Regions from separate parts of the Homo sapiens genome. Here region 2 is linked to region 1. Evidence: chromatin contacts called from ENCODE Hi-C or POLR2A ChIA-PET data. All regions are on one chromosome and are shown on one strand. The core of a region is the stretch at or near the end of the contact, and the rest is flanking DNA. Distances in the headings are between cores, read along the strand shown. Region 1 holds the start of H2BC17 (H2B clustered histone 17). Region 2 holds the start of PRSS16 (serine protease 16).

Evidence for each region. A loop is a pair of places that touch in the nucleus more often than their neighbours do. ChIA-PET counts read pairs that join two places held with the same protein, here RNA polymerase II (POLR2A). Pooled maps may share reads with other maps.
Region 2: a map of CD8-positive, alpha-beta T cell shows a loop between it and region 1 (5-fold over the local background). The contact joins the enhancer-like site here to the promoter of H2BC17 in region 1. A Hi-C loop is called at or near these places in 1 of 168 maps with a recorded cell type or tissue (CD8-positive, alpha-beta T cell), 1 of 37 single-sample maps with no recorded cell type and 6 of 50 pooled maps. POLR2A ChIA-PET finds 5 or more read pairs at or near these places in 5 of 52 experiments (HEK293T, K562, WTC11 and 1 more).

The regions. Positions count from the first base shown.
Region 1 is chr6:27,890,236-27,897,575 of GRCh38, reverse strand. H2BC17 (H2B clustered histone 17) reads right to left here and starts at 4,151. Exons shown (of 1, transcript NM_003527.4): 1 at 3,685-4,151. The coding sequence starts at 4,113. The coding sequence ends at 3,733. H2AC17 (H2A clustered histone 17) reads left to right here and starts at 4,391. Exons shown (of 1, transcript NM_003514.2): 1 at 4,391-4,877. The coding sequence starts at 4,427. The coding sequence ends at 4,819. H3C12 (H3 clustered histone 12) reads left to right here and starts at 6,750. Exons shown (of 1, transcript NM_003535.3): 1 at 6,750-7,261. The coding sequence starts at 6,784. The coding sequence ends at 7,194. It also overlaps the pseudogene RNU7-26P. RefSeq lists a cis regulatory region at 1,768-2,052 and enhancers at 3,388-3,527, 3,918-4,157, 4,178-4,721, 5,068-5,117, 4,722-5,265 and 5 more.
Region 2 is chr6:27,245,941-27,253,501 of GRCh38, reverse strand. It overlaps PRSS16 (serine protease 16), which reads right to left and starts at 5,801. Exons shown (of 12, transcript NM_005865.4): 1 at 5,695-5,801; 2 at 5,454-5,620; 3 at 4,556-4,655; 4 at 4,273-4,402; 5 at 2,696-2,819; 6 at 2,383-2,460; 7 at 2,238-2,285; 8 at 1,462-1,752; 9 at 553-694. The coding sequence starts at 5,764. RefSeq lists enhancers at 1,221-1,420, 1,441-1,610, 1,200-1,720, 1,991-2,360, 2,501-2,570 and 1 more. Within about 2 kb of position 2,086, at least 19 of the 41 ENCODE cell types and tissues checked have a DNase peak (open chromatin) inside an H3K27ac peak, as active enhancers do.

The DNA.
Region 1 (7,340 bases), core at 2,902-5,401:
AATAAAAAATAGTGTTACAGCTCTTTTAGAATTTGTCTAGCAGGCCTTCTGGTTTTTGCTGGGAAGTCCCCACCCCCACAAAGAATAACATTAATAAAAAAGTAAGAAAATGTAACATAAATAGAAAAGAACTGGCTTATTTACCCAGGTAACTACTCAATCCACAATGAACAACTCCAAATACCTTTCACCACTTTTACCTCATAGCTGTGAGAACTGAATTTTTTGTTTTTTCTTTTAGTTCACTGTATCTGTTTACTTAACTAGCAGAAAATAACTCTTCAATGCCTGATGTATGTGAGGCCTGATGCTTTATCCAGAGGGGCCAAGTGAGGAATGAATTATTTTCAGCTGAGAATTTAGAAAGTTGGGAAGGCCGGGGCATTTGATCTGGGCCCTGATGGCAGAAAGAGCAGCTTGGTGAAAAGCTTGTCATGGATACAGGAGTCTTTGTTAATGTCCAGAGATCTCAACTTCAAGGATGAAGGGCTTCATGAGATCTCTACTTTAGAGGTGAAGGACTTGATGAAGTCAACAGACATTTTTTTTTAATAGTCTGTACCATGATATATATATTTTATTAGCTCTCAGTATTGAAAATTTATAATATTTCACATTAAGCTGCATATACTCTTGAAAAATTGGAAGTCACACTGTCCTTGTGCTTGCATTGCTAGAAGGGAGAAATCAGTGAAATCAAATTGCACAGGTTTTGTCTTCAGTTCTCAAGTTACCACTGGTCCTGTTAGTTTCCATATTAGTTGGCATTTATCAATATGCTTGTGCTATGGTTGTTCTTACAGCAGAATTAAGAAAACAGTGAAATATATCTTGGTCAAGTATCTCTATCAAAACTGGAAAAATGAAATATGCCAGAAGTCTGGGTGTTTCAAGAAAAATAGCAAATAGCACCTCTCTTTATAGAGATAAGGCGTGCTTTTTAATATCCAGCTGTTTTTGCTCTAATGTGCTGGGCCTTTGTTAGCAACTGACTTTTAACTTCTGGTTTAAGGAATATCATAACTGTCACCTTATCTGCAAATTAAGCTAAATGTAGATATTTTATAAAGGAGAACTTGGAATAGAAAGTCGGGATGAAAGCATGGAAAATGGTCTTAAGTGCTGTTATGGACTTCATTGTGTTCCCCCAAAACAGACCAGGTGCAGTGGCTCGCGCCTGTAATCCCAGAACTTTGGGAGTCCAAGACCAGCCTGGACAACATGGTGAAACCCTGTCTGTACTAAAAACACAAAAATTAGCTGGGCGCTGTGGCAGGTGCCTGTCTGTAGTTCAGCTACTCAGGAGGTTGAGGAAGAAGAATCACTTGAACCCAGGAGGTGGAAGTTGCAGTGAGCCGAGATTGCGCCACTGCACTCCAGCCTGGGCGACAGAGTGAGACTCTGTCTCAAAAAACAAAACAAAAGAAAACAACTTCATGTCGAAGTCCCAGCCCTCAGTGTGGTTGGTATTTGAAGACAGGGCCTTTAAACAGATAATTAAGGTTAAATTGAGTTGTAAGTGTGGGGACTTAATCTAATAGAACTAGAAAGCACGATCGTATTATTATTTATTTTAGGGTATAAAGCATTTTGGCTTTTTTTATTTGTTTATTTCTTTTGGACAGCTCTGACCAGATCACAAAGCTCAACAGGACTTTCTCCTTTACCCACTCCTCGCTCTTCCTATTAACTCCCCCGCCCCCCTCCCGCTCCCTTTTAACCTCCGCACTAACAACTCTTGAAGAAACTTGAATCCTGCAATTAAAAGGAGTGAAAAATGGAAACCCTGCCCTAGCCCACTGACTCAGTAGAAAGTTAAGAAGAAAGCATTTTAACTGGGGCTGGAAAACACAACGCCTTGAACTTGTGCTTTTGCTTTTTTGCCACAAGATGGCAGGAGAAGGCCACACGTACTCTCTCACCCACTCGGAGGATAATCACCCCTCAGATGTTCTCTCAAGGACGCGGGATGGGCAGGGAGAAACGAATCTCGAAAAAGAGAGCGAAGAGGAATGAAAGGAGGGGGCAAATGTGATGCCAAGTTAAAGAACATGATGAAATCAGGGGACTGCTCTCCAAGTAACTTAGCTTGTCGATAAGCTCTGTCGCCAAGCCCGAGGCACCAAACTTTAATGACAAGGTACGGGGACTGGGGAAGAGAACATTTTAGGGAAGTGAACGGCAAATCCTACAATGTATTTTGAACGACCCACTAACCAATTGGCATAATTCGGGGCTGTTTGTCACCTGTGACAGAGACGAGACTATTCGTCCGAGATAGCCTTCCACCCATAGCTGCAAAGGAAGTGACGTCAGGAAAATAAAGGAAAAGTTAAGGGGTGATTTTAAAGCCTGGAGTGGAATTGTGGAGGGGCTTGCTATTTTGCTGCTAAAGATTTACAATAGAAGTAATTTATTGAAGAGGGGATAACGCAGTGGCAGAGGATGCAATGCTATGAGAATTCAGGCACTGTTGAGAAGAGGGGATCATGCCTTGAAAAGTCTCCACTCCCTTGTACTCGCACGCTCTTGGTTTACCTCCTATTTCTGTGATCTCTTCTGGGGTCCGCTTCTCTTTAAACGCGGGGTTCTCCAACTTCTATCTCAGGATTCCTAATCATGGACTTTAAAATCCCAGCCTGAACGCTGCCCCCGCCCCAGCTAATCCTGGCACACCTCCCTCCCCAAGGCCAACTGATTAACATTGCAAAAAAGCGGCTTTCCCAAGTTGCCAGGTTCTTTGTTCAACATTTTATCCTAAAGGAGCTTCCTTAGCCTTTAATGTTTCCCGTCCCGCTTTGACACCAATAATTTCAACCCACCCTAACATATCTGCAGCGATGCCAGACGAGATGCCTATTCTCTAAAGTGTATGGAAAATGGACACCGGTAAGTCAATGTCACCCAGGATCCGTACAACTGCAGTAAGAGGGACGGTTAATTCACAGCTTCCAGCTCTTGGCGCCAGAGTCCGATGCACTCCTGCAGATAACGGTCATTTCCATTCCGGGAGAACCTCTTCGAAAAACAACCCGGATGAGACTATCTGGCAAATTGCAGCCCTTGGCGGGCTTTTCAAATAGAGCGTTGACCAATCAAAGAAGGGGGACGTTACAGGCACTGAAAGAATAACCCGGCCGCGCGCGATGGCTCACGCCTGATATCCCAACATTTTGGGAGGCCGAGATGGGTGGATCACGAAGTCAGGAGTTCGAGACTAGCCTGGTCAAGACGGTAAAACTCCGTCTCTACTAAAAATGCAATAATTAGTCGGGCACGGTGGCGGGCGCCTGTAATCCCAGCTACTTAGGAGGCCGAAGCAGAATTGGTTGAACCCGGGAGACGGAGCTTACAGTGAGCCGAGATCGCGGCACTGCACTCTATCCTGGGCGACAGAGCCAAGACTCCATTTAAAAAAAAAAAAAAAAAACAACACAAAAGGAAAGAGTAACCGAAAACCGAAAGCAAACTTGTAATTATAGCTTAAAGCACAACTGCAAGCCTTTTTCCCCAAGGGTATCTAAGAACCCAAGCTAAATTTGTCTGATGGAGCGTCTATACTCACACGCAAAAAGCCTAGGGAGCTTAGCTTACCTTTTCCCGCCGTCTTCCCTCCTAATGGAGGCCGGCCGGAGTCCACCCAAAAGACTACAAGCAAAATGCACAGGCTCTTTCTCTGGAAGCGTGAGTGGCTCTGAAAAGAGCCTTTGGATTGCTGGCAGCTGCGAGAGCTCACTTGGAGCTGGTGTACTTGGTGACGGCCTTTGTGCCCTCGGACACGGCGTGCTTGGCCAGCTCCCCGGGCAGCAGCAGGCGCACGGCCGTCTGGATCTCCCTGGAGGTGATGGTCGAGCGCTTGTTGTAATGCGCCAGGCGGGAAGCCTCGCCAGCGATGCGCTCAAAGATGTCATTGACGAAGGAGTTCATGATGCCCATGGCCTTCGATGAGATGCCGGTGTCGGGGTGGACTTGCTTCAGCACCTTGTACACGTAGATAGAGTAACTCTCTTTGCGGCTGCGCTTGCGCTTCTTGCCGTCCTTTTTCTGGGCCTTGGTTACGGCTTTCTTGGAGCCCTTTTTGGGGGCAGGAGCAGATTTAGCCGGGTCGGGCATGGCGGAGGAGAGTGAAAGAGCACTCAAATAACAAGAATGAGGACAAGCTGGGTTATGCCCTATTTATTTACAAGTCTATATGCAGATGAGATTGAGAAATTCTTCTGTCTGATTGGAAGTTACTCAGATGACGTTAATATCAATATAGTCCAATCAAAACACGTATATTCAGAAAGCTCATTTGCATTAAGAGGAAGCTGCAAGCTTAGCCAATGGCCCAGCTTCTTTTTCGCGCCCAGCAGCTGCTATAAAATGCGCGTCCCTGTAGGTTCCTTTCACTCACTTTCTGACTTAGGCCACAGGTCGTTTTACCATGTCTGGACGTGGCAAGCAGGGCGGCAAGGCTCGCGCCAAGGCCAAAACCCGCTCCTCTAGAGCTGGGCTCCAATTTCCTGTAGGACGAGTGCACCGCCTGCTCCGCAAGGGCAACTACGCTGAGCGGGTCGGGGCCGGCGCGCCGGTTTACCTGGCGGCGGTGCTGGAGTACCTAACTGCCGAGATCCTGGAGCTGGCGGGCAACGCAGCCCGCGACAACAAAAAGACCCGCATCATCCCGCGCCACTTGCAGCTGGCCATCCGCAACGACGAGGAGCTCAACAAGCTGCTTGGTAAAGTTACCATCGCTCAGGGCGGTGTTCTGCCTAACATCCAGGCCGTACTGCTCCCCAAGAAGACTGAGAGCCACCACAAAGCTAAGGGCAAGTAAGGGCTGAACTTTAAAAATGTAAACTTACAAGACAAAAGGCTCTTTTCAGAGCCACCCACCATTTCTACGGAAGAACTGAGCACTCTGTTCTCCAAACCTATCAGAAATTTGTGGCCGAGTTCAAGCACTGAGGCCATTACTTTCCTATTGGGTAAAATAAAAGTATTGAATCAGGCCTAGTAAATACTATCCAACTGCTACCTTATAACATGAAGGAACCTCCTTAATTGTCCCCTCCCCACAAACTGTCCTGGGTCTTTAAAAAACTTGGGGCCGGGCGCGGTGGTTTATGCGTCCTTAGCATTTTGGGAAACTGAGGCAGGTGGGTGGGGAGGGGAGAAATCTCTAGGGACCTGGAGTTCGAGACCACCCTGATAACGAGACCCCTGCCTCTTAAAAAAAAAATGACTGGGCGCGGTGGCTCACGCCTGTAATCCCAGCACTTTGGGAGGCCGAGGAGGGTGTATCACAAGGTCAAGAGATCGAGACCACCCAGGCAAACATGGTGAAACCCTGTCCCTACTAAAAACACAAAAATTAGCCGGGCGTGGTGGCGAGCGCTACTAAGGAGACAGGCAGGAGAATCGCTTGAACCCAGGAGGCAGAGGTTGCAGTGAGCCGAGATCACGCCACTGCACTCCAGCCTGGGCGACAGAGCGAGACTCCATCTAAAAAAAAGAAAGAAAAAAAATACCAGGCGCGAGGCCCTCGCCTGTATTTGGCGGACTGACAGCAGAAGGAACACTTGAGTCCCAGGAATTTGAGATTTCAGTGAGCCATGACCTCGCCACTGCACTCCAGCCTGGGTGACAAAGCGAGACCCCGTCTCAAAAAAAGAAAAACAAAACCCAAACAAAAGTATTTCTGGTGATCATTTGCTCCTGTGAATATAATAAATGTTAAACTAACCTTTTTGTTGTCTTTATGGGTCTTTATCAATACCAGAACCTGGTAGTTCTTTGATCAACTAAAATCTCCATCCTAATAAAATGCTGTTGTCAGAACTACCCAGATTCACTGGCAAAAATCTAATCACTGACCCAAACCTGTAATTCCGCGCATGCTAATGAAATTAAGCAATAATTTACATAATTAATCCAATCAGCCATTGGATTGCATTAAACTCAGTTAATGAAGAGGTCAGATACCATTTATTGGTATCATTTAGTCAAGCACCTATCAAACTCCTTCCCCACACCACACTGGACAAAACTAAAGTTTTGGTGTTTTAGAGAATGTGCCAGCCTAAGTTTAAATTGTTTTTGTTCTGGGTCTTGGTACAGTCATTAAAAGATTTAATTAAGCAGTTACAAAACGGAACTACTTTTTGGAAATACTAGCAAATACGTTGTTCTACTGTATGTATTTTTACACGATCCGAAATAGGAAAAATGACCCATTGGAAATGAGTTTAAGACTACGACTGACCTACACAAATTCTAGGTCAGATTATCTTTTCATTGGGGGAATCTTAACATGATTGGTTGAAAACAATAAATAAAAGTGGCGCGGAGGACGAGCGCAGTGGCTCACGCCTGTAATCTAAGCACTTTGGAAGTCCGAGGCAGGCGGATAACTTGAGATCAGGAGTTTGAGACCAGCCTGGCCAACATGGTGAAACCCCTTCTCTGCTAAAAAAAAATTAGCCGGGCGTCGTGGCAAGTGCCTGTAGTCCCAGCTACTCCGGAGGCTGAGGCAGAATCGCTTGAACCCGGGAGGCGGAGGTTGCAGTGAGCTGAGATCGCGCCACCACACTCCAGCCTAGGCGACAGAATTAGAAGCCGTCAGGTAAAAAAAAAAAAAAAAAAAAAAAAGTGGCAGGAACCAAATGAAGATAGTATTAACAACCAACCAGGTTTTTCCTACAACAGTTCTGACCAATCAGGATCAGATCATCGTTATAAATTCTGGTAGAAGCCACTGCTCATTCAGCTGCTTGCTTTCAGAGCATAGCTTTCTCAACTATGGCCCGGACGAAGCAGACAGCTCGCAAGTCTACCGGCGGCAAGGCACCGCGGAAGCAGCTGGCCACCAAGGCAGCGCGCAAAAGCGCTCCAGCGACTGGCGGTGTGAAGAAGCCCCACCGCTACAGGCCAGGCACCGTGGCCTTGCGTGAGATCCGCCGTTATCAGAAGTCGACTGAGCTGCTCATCCGCAAACTGCCATTTCAGCGCCTGGTGCGAGAAATCGCGCAGGATTTCAAAACCGACCTTCGTTTCCAGAGCTCGGCGGTGATGGCGCTGCAAGAGGCGTGCGAGGCCTATCTGGTGGGTCTCTTTGAAGACACCAACCTCTGTGCTATTCACGCCAAGCGTGTCACTATTATGCCTAAGGACATCCAGCTTGCGCGTCGTATCCGTGGCGAGCGAGCATAATCCCCTGCTCTATCTTGGGTTTCTTAATTGCTTCCAAGCTTCCAAAGGCTCTTTTCAGAGCCACTTACATTCTCACTGAGGATAGCTGTCACACCATTGGTCGACTGTCTTAAATCAACTTTAAAGCAGGGATAAACTGGCGGAAA
Region 2 (7,561 bases), core at 837-3,336, 640 kb after region 1:
GTTATATTTACAAGGATCTCTGTGGATGCTATGAAAAAGTTGGATTGTACAGAGGAAGTGAAAACCATGAGACCAGAGAAGCGGCTGGGAAGGGATCCCGGCAAGAAAGAATGGAGGTTCCCAGCAGGACAGCAGAGGTAGGCATAGAAAGCACAAGGGATGGACTACAGAGTTGTCCATGCAGAGTGAGGAGGACTCAGTAATTGACAGGCTAGCTAGAAAATGGGAAGGAAGCAACTAAAACAAGGCTCAAGTTTCTAGTCTGGTGGATGGGGAAAGGGGGCCATCCCTGGAATGGGGACACAGAGAAAGAATAGGCTGAAGGGAAGATCACTCAAGTGGAGACCTCAGTGTGTGCGTGAGGAGGCATGTGAGGGCCAAGCACATGCATACACTAGTATGGCTTCCACCTTCTCCAGCCCAACATCTGCAGGTTACACAGTGCCTGAGAGCTGGGTCGAAATGAGTCCAGACCACCTGTAAGATGACTTCTCTGGGCATAGTAAAAAGGTTGTTTGAGGGGACAAAGTTAGGGTTAGGCCAGTCACTTACAGAAGCCGAACTCGGTACATGTCTGATACAACCACTGCCGGTCACCCACACCAGACAGTTGAGGTTCTGTGCTCCTCAGCTGTGCCACTGTCTCTGCTCGGGAAAAGCTTAAACACTTCTGGCCCAGGCTGTGCAAGACAATCTAGGGAACAATGTACATACATAAGACATAAATTCCTCCTCTCTTCCCAGCAAGCCAGGGTGCAGAGGCCTATGTCCCCAGAGGTCAAAAGTCAGAAATAGAAGGGTGAGTTCCTGAGTTCTCCTGGGAGTCAGTGGTCAGAGGGGGTGGATGCCTGGGTCCTTGTGAGTTAGAGATCAATGCACTAGAAGACTGAGACCTTATTACCTGTGAGAGCTTGGGCAAGTGATAATCTTTCAGACTTCAGTTTCCTTTTCTGTAAGTGGCGATAATAATAGTGCCTATCTCTTGAGAACTTAATGAAATAATATATGTGAAGCACTTTATACAGCACTTGGTCCAGACAGTGCTGGAAAAGCGACAGCTGGATTGCAGTTGTGGATTTAGAGGCTGCAGTCCCAGGTACCTAGGAGAACCCTATCCCCAGAGATAACATTTTTTCATTCATTCTAAAAATACTAAGTGAGAATTTGCCATGTGCCAGGCACTCCTGCAGGCCCCCCAAAAGAGAACAGGACAGGATAGGCAAAATAGGTAATAATCGCAGTCTCTAACATTCGCACACTGTGTGCCAGGCTCCCAGCTGATTGCTCTACATGACCCGCCTCATTTCATCTTCCCATCGGCCCTGTGAAGTGTTATCCCCATTTTACAGATGAGAAAACGAAGTTTCAGAGAAGGTTCTCGCTTGCCCAAGATCACACAACGGAAGTGGGGCAGGAATCTTTGTCCGCTAACTCCTCCCAGCTGTGCCAGGGAGTGCTCACCTGCACCGCCCGACGAAGCCCGCAGTAGGGCGTGGAGTGGCTGCGGTTGCCCCCGCCCCCGAGGAGAAGTCCGCAGAGCTGTCGCACGCTTAGCGGCGCTCCCGTCTGCCCATCATACTGCACTACACCTCCCACCAGTGCCTGCAGCGCCCCCAACAGCTCCGCCTGGTTTTCAGCGCGGCCCAGGGGCCCGCAAGCGCTCAGCTCCGTCCGCAATGCTGCTTGAGCCGCCCCACCCGAGCGCAGCCGCCGCTCCACTTCAGCGAAGGCGACGGACACCGCCGCCCGGCACTGTGGGAAGCAAGAGGCGATGTCCGCCAAGACTTAGGCTGGGCCTCGGCTTTCCCTACCCAGGACCTGCGTCCTCCTTGGGTTCCCCACTTTCCCCTAGCGGGACTCAGAGGGTGCAGACCTAGCTCTTGGCCCAGGCCCCCGCCCCCAGGCCCCCGCCCCCAATCCCCTGCCTCGCAGCCCTCCTTCTCGGGTCTTCCCTGCAGGCCCCGTCCTCCATTGTGGCCCCGCCCCACCTTGAGCCTCACCTCCGGATAGGATTGTCCCTGCCCAAACCCCGCCCTCTCTGGGGAGCGCCTCTTTTCCTGGTGCCCCTCCTCTTCGTCAGCTCCCGCCTTCTTCCAAAACCTGCGTATTCCCCCGAGCTCCGACCTTCCTTAGACCCCGCCACGTTGCAGGTTTCGCCCTTCTCTGGCCTCCTCTTCCCTGGCATCCGAGGCCTCTTTTCCCTCCCAGTCCCCCTCGGACTAGGCCCCACCTCCTACCTCCAGGGACCCGCCGATCGCGGTGCTCATTAGGCTTCGGGATACCACCTGTGGGCGGACCGCAGAGGAAGGTATCCGGAAGTGTCAAGGGACTCCGCCCGCTGGGACCCCTCCCCGTCCCGCACCTGCTGCCCGCCATCCTTACGTCATTATACTCGGAGAAATCCAGCACGGCCCGCACCGGGGCGGAGGAGGCGACCGACGCGAAAATGAGATGGGGGAACTAAGGGAGGAGACGCCGTCAGCCTGCGGGCTGAGGGGTTGGAATCGCATATCTTTCTGCCTCTGTGTCACTTACTCGCTGTGTAATCTCGGGCTCTTGTGAGGACAGCTTGTGCAAAATTCTTTGGGCGCGGGAGGAAGGTAGGGGCGTGGTGGGAGGGTATTCCTATTATCTGAGACTGGGGCCCTGGAGTCCGAGTTCCCTCCCCCCAGCCCACCCGGAGGAGTCGCAGGACCTTCAGCCGGGCCCAGGCGGCCAAGGAGCCGGCATAGGAGCCTCCGAAGCAGATCCAGGGGCTGGAGGAGGAGATGTTAAAGAGGCGGGAAAGTGCCAGGCGGGCAGAGACCACATCAGCCAGCCTAGGGTCAAAGGGGGGACTCGGTCGGTCCTCATCGCTGGGAATCCCTGAAGATTTCCCCATTCTGGGGGAAACCCGGATCCAGAGACATGAATGGGTGAATCTGGCCAGAAACCAGGGCCGTTTTCTCATGACGTGTTTCCAAGTGTTCTCCAAGCCACATACACTTCCCAGAACATGTGTGCCTAGGCCAAGGGAGACCCTGTCCTCGTCCACTTTCTAGAAAGCCACCACCCTCTTTCCCTTCTCGTTTTAGGTAGGAGAGGAAAAATTTCCAAGTCAGTTTAGATGAAAACCTGACAAATGTAGGGAAGGGTTGAGGGCACTCAAGGAGGGCTACTAAGAGGAGAAGGAGGGGTCCTAACCTGATGAGTTGCAAGGTATTGGGAGAGAGAACAGACACAAAGAGAAATGGAGAGTGAAGTTTGGATATGTCTAACATCCTCTTTCTCCTCCCAAGGGCTTTCTTTCTTCCCTAACCTTTCTGAATGGCTTGCAGTTGGTACCATCCTGTTGCAGTTAGAAAACCGTTTCGCTTGTAGAAAAGATTAAGATGCAGAGAGACAGAGATGGAGACAAAGAGGCACAGATGTAGATACAGAGACGGAGAAAATGAGACAGGCAAACAGACTGTTACAGACACAGACAGAGATACCAATGAGGAAAGAAAAAGCTAAGTTCTGTAAGAATAAAGCAGATGAAAGAAACAAAAAGCAGGTGAAGTAAAGTTGGAAAAATGGTGGCGGTCGTTAATAGGAGTGAGATGCACTGAAGGAGGCTGGGGTGAGAGGCATAAAAACATCTAGGGGAAGGCCACGCCATGCAGAGGGATGAGTTCAAAGGCTCAAGGCAGGAATGTGCGTGTAAGTCTGGAGGACAGTGAGGACTTCAATGTAGCTGGAGCCCAGTGAAAGTGAGAGAGTATAGGTCAGAGTTAACTAGAGGCCAAAACCCACTGGACTCCATGGCGACTGTAAAAGCTTTGACTTTACTCTGAAGTCAAATACAGTCAAAATTGCTTTACTTCTGAAGCAATACAGAAGATGTCTGAGGGACTTAAGCCAGGGAGGATCATGTCCTGGTTTATGCTCTAACAGAATTACTCTGATTTCCACCTGGAAGTCAAGGGCAGAGCAGGAAAAATGGTGAGAATGCTGTGGCCGTAATCCAGGTAAGGAATGCTGGTGGTCTGCACAGTGATACAGTGGCTTACTTCAGACAGAGACGCAGAAATAGAAAGAACACAGGATAAGAGAAAGACAGATAGGGAGAGTCAGAGACCCAGAAATGGAAAGAGAAAAAACAAGACCCTATGAAACACAGAAGAAAACAGAGGGAACCAGAGACTCAGAGGTTGACTTCAGACAGTGGAGGAGAGAGACACAGATGCAGAGATGCCAAAGCACAGACATTCCTGTCCTTTGACCATAAACACTTTCCCTTCCTCCACTCACGCAAGGCGGCTGGACAAGAAGCGGAGCTGGGCCATTTCCAGGCCTCCAGCAGGTATACTCAGGCCATAAAATCTGTGTTCCAGGCTTATCACCAGGGCGCCCCAGGCTGGGGCCAAGGCTGCGGGATGGCCTGTGAAGAGTGTATGGGTGGGGGGTGGGGAGGTGAGATGCAAGTTGAGTTTAAGCCCTTTCACTCCTCAGGTCTCACAGCATTGCAATATGCAGCTCCCCTTCCTGGTCCCCACCAGCATCCCAACTCCTTTCCCCCAACATTGCCTCTTACCTCTCATCACTGAGCCAGGCCCAAGGCTGCCCTCACCCCCTAGATGCAGGAATATGGGTCCATCCTGGCCAACCCAATGTTGGTCATTCACCCAGTAACGCTGAGAGGTGGGATGGGGAAGAAGAAATGGCACTGTGAGAGTCCTGACTTATTCTCAATTCCTCATTTGTTCCAGTCTCTCTTCCTAATGGATCTTTCCTTATGTACTTAACAGTGTCTGAAATGAGCTTGTTTATTTACTTGCTCACTTTTCCCCTGTTCATCTCCTCATCTAGAATGCAAAATATACAAAAGCAAATTTTTGACCTGGTTTTTCACTCTTATATCCCCAGAACTGAGGGAGTGGCTCTCACATTGAAGGAACTTGCTATTTCTTGAAGTAATAATTGTAAAATAAGAAATAAATGCAGATGGATTTAGGAATAAGATCCAAGTGGGATGATATTTGGAGACTAAATACAGAGGAAGCACTGAAAAATGGCGAATTTGTTCCTTCTTTCGATAGATATCTTTGAGTGCCTGTTGTGAGCTAGGTCTGATTCCAAAGCTGGTTCAAATTTCTGCTACCTACTGAGACCTGGTGGTAGGTTTTGTGTCCAGTCTGGACAGGGACAAGGGGGTAGGGAGGAGCAGTGAATGTGAATGACAGAGAGAAAGAAATGGTGAAGGGCAAGATCTGAGGGACAAAACGAGTGGGACCCCGAGGAGAGGAGAGAGTAAGGCCAAATCTACAAAGGGCAGGAAAAGGGATACTGACAGCAAGCATAACATGAGATTCAAGCAGAGGGATGGGGAGAACTGAGGTGTGGAGAGAGAAAAAAGTGCAGACTGAGGAAGAGATGAGGGAGACTGAGGAGAGGGCAGGATGGTTAGTGGACTCCCCGTCTCCCGGCCTCACCTGTAGGAAGGATCGTCTGTCGGACACGTTGAAGGGGTCCAGCAGTTGCTCCAGCCACCCCACTTTTGGGAGGGCTGCAGCACCTGGCCCCAGGCTCAGGCCCAGGCCCTGGGCAGAGCTCTCCTGAAACTGCTGAATGTGCTCACCCAGGCGCCTAAGAAGGGAGGCTGTGGGACATGGAGGGAAGGAAGTCAGGCTGGCCCCCTTAGGATGCCCTGCTTGACCCTCAGCCTCCTCTTACCTGGAGCCAAGAGTCCCCAGAGGGAAACCAAGAGCAGAGGGCCCAGCCACTGGGCAAGCCAGACGGCCATGGTGTTCGGGACTCTGTTCTCCCCCAGGAGGACCTTTATCTTATCCTCAGCAGCCGGGCCTTAAATCCATCACCTTTCAGCAGAGGCTCAGGTTTCTTTCCTTTCCTGGCAGGTCAAGCGTCTGTAGGAACTGCTAAAGCGGGGCAGGGACGCCAGAGTCTGTACACAGAGGCTGCTGATGCAGCATCGGAACTCCCAGTTTCTTCTCTCTGGGCCTCTCAGTCTGTTCTTCCCTCAGCTCTCAGTAGCCCTCGCTGTCTCAGTCTCCTCCTCTCCGCTCTTCGGTCTACCTTCTCTTTATCTCAGATTCCTCCTTTGCATGCCTTATTGTCCTTCAACCTCTGTCTCTCCCCACCTCAGCACCTCCTCTGGAACCCCAGTTGCCCACTTATTCTCAGTCTTTTCTTTCTGCCCCTCAGCATATCTTCAGTACCCCTCAGTTGTTCCCACACTCAGTCTTTCCGTCTCTTTTTTCTCAGTCCCCCATCTCTTTTTCAGTCTTTCTCTCCATACTCATCTCTTTGTCCCCCAATCTCACCTTGTCTATTTTCCAGCCCCCTCACTTTCTGCTCTGCTTCACTGTCCCGAGCTTCTCTGACCCACAATCTCACACTGTCCATAGACTCCTTACAGTTCTTTGAACATACCAGGCTTGCTTCTGCCTTAGGGTTCTTATTCTTGTTGTTCCCACCCTATGGATTGTGATTTCCCTATATACCCACGTGGTTTGCTCCCTCACTTCAACTGGATCTTTATTCAAAGGTCATTCATTCAGAAAGGTCTTCCATGGTCAGCTTTTTAAAAATTGCCAAACCTATGGCCCTCTTCTATTCCTTTTCAAACTTTATTCCTAATTCTTTTTCATGGGACTTATCACTATGAGAAATATTGTACATTTAAAAAGTTATTCCCATAAATTTAAAAAATATATCCAGAATCTGATGACTTCTCACTACCTTCAGTGCTACCACTGCTGAGCCACCATCATCTCTGACTTGGGATATCATGGAAGGCTTTTAGCTGGTCACCCTGTTTCTGCCTCATGATTTATTCTACACTCAGCAGACAGAGAGACAGAATTAAATATTAGCCCAATCATTCACAATCATTCACTCCCTGGTTTAGAACACTTCCCTGATGCCCCATCTTACTCAAAGTAAATCTAAAGTTTTGAAAACAGTTTTTAAAACTCTGTATGACCTGGCCCCCTGTTGTATATACTGTCATGATTTCATCTCCTACCCCTCCTGGGTTCACTGCTCCAACTGCATTGGACTATTTCATATTTCACAAGACTCACTCCTTCCTTAGAATTTTTGCTCTCCTTAGGATGCTTTTCCTCCAAATATCTGCAAGTCTTATTTTATCACTTCCTATAGTTCCCCATTCATATATTTTATCTTACCAAATGGGTTTTACCTGACCACCCTTATAAATGGCACAACACCTGAGACCCTGTCCCCTGATCCTTCTGTTGTCACTCCCTGATAGTGATGACATTTTATTGCACTTCTCTCCCAAACCATTCCCCAGGAAGTAAGCTTATTCTGGGAAGCAATTTTGTCTGTTTTGTTCACTGGTGTACCCATAACACCCAAACTACTTCAAGGCACTTGAAAGGTTCTCAATGAATATGCAGTGAGCAAAAGGCTATATGGATAAATTGATTAATTAATGAATTAGTTTTCTGCTCAGGAAAGAATTCCCTAAGAATGTGACCTAAGAGTTGAGGCAAGGGAGTGAGTGGGGAGGGAGGAAGGCAGGGAAAAAAATACTTGAGGTAAGAATGAGGAGCCA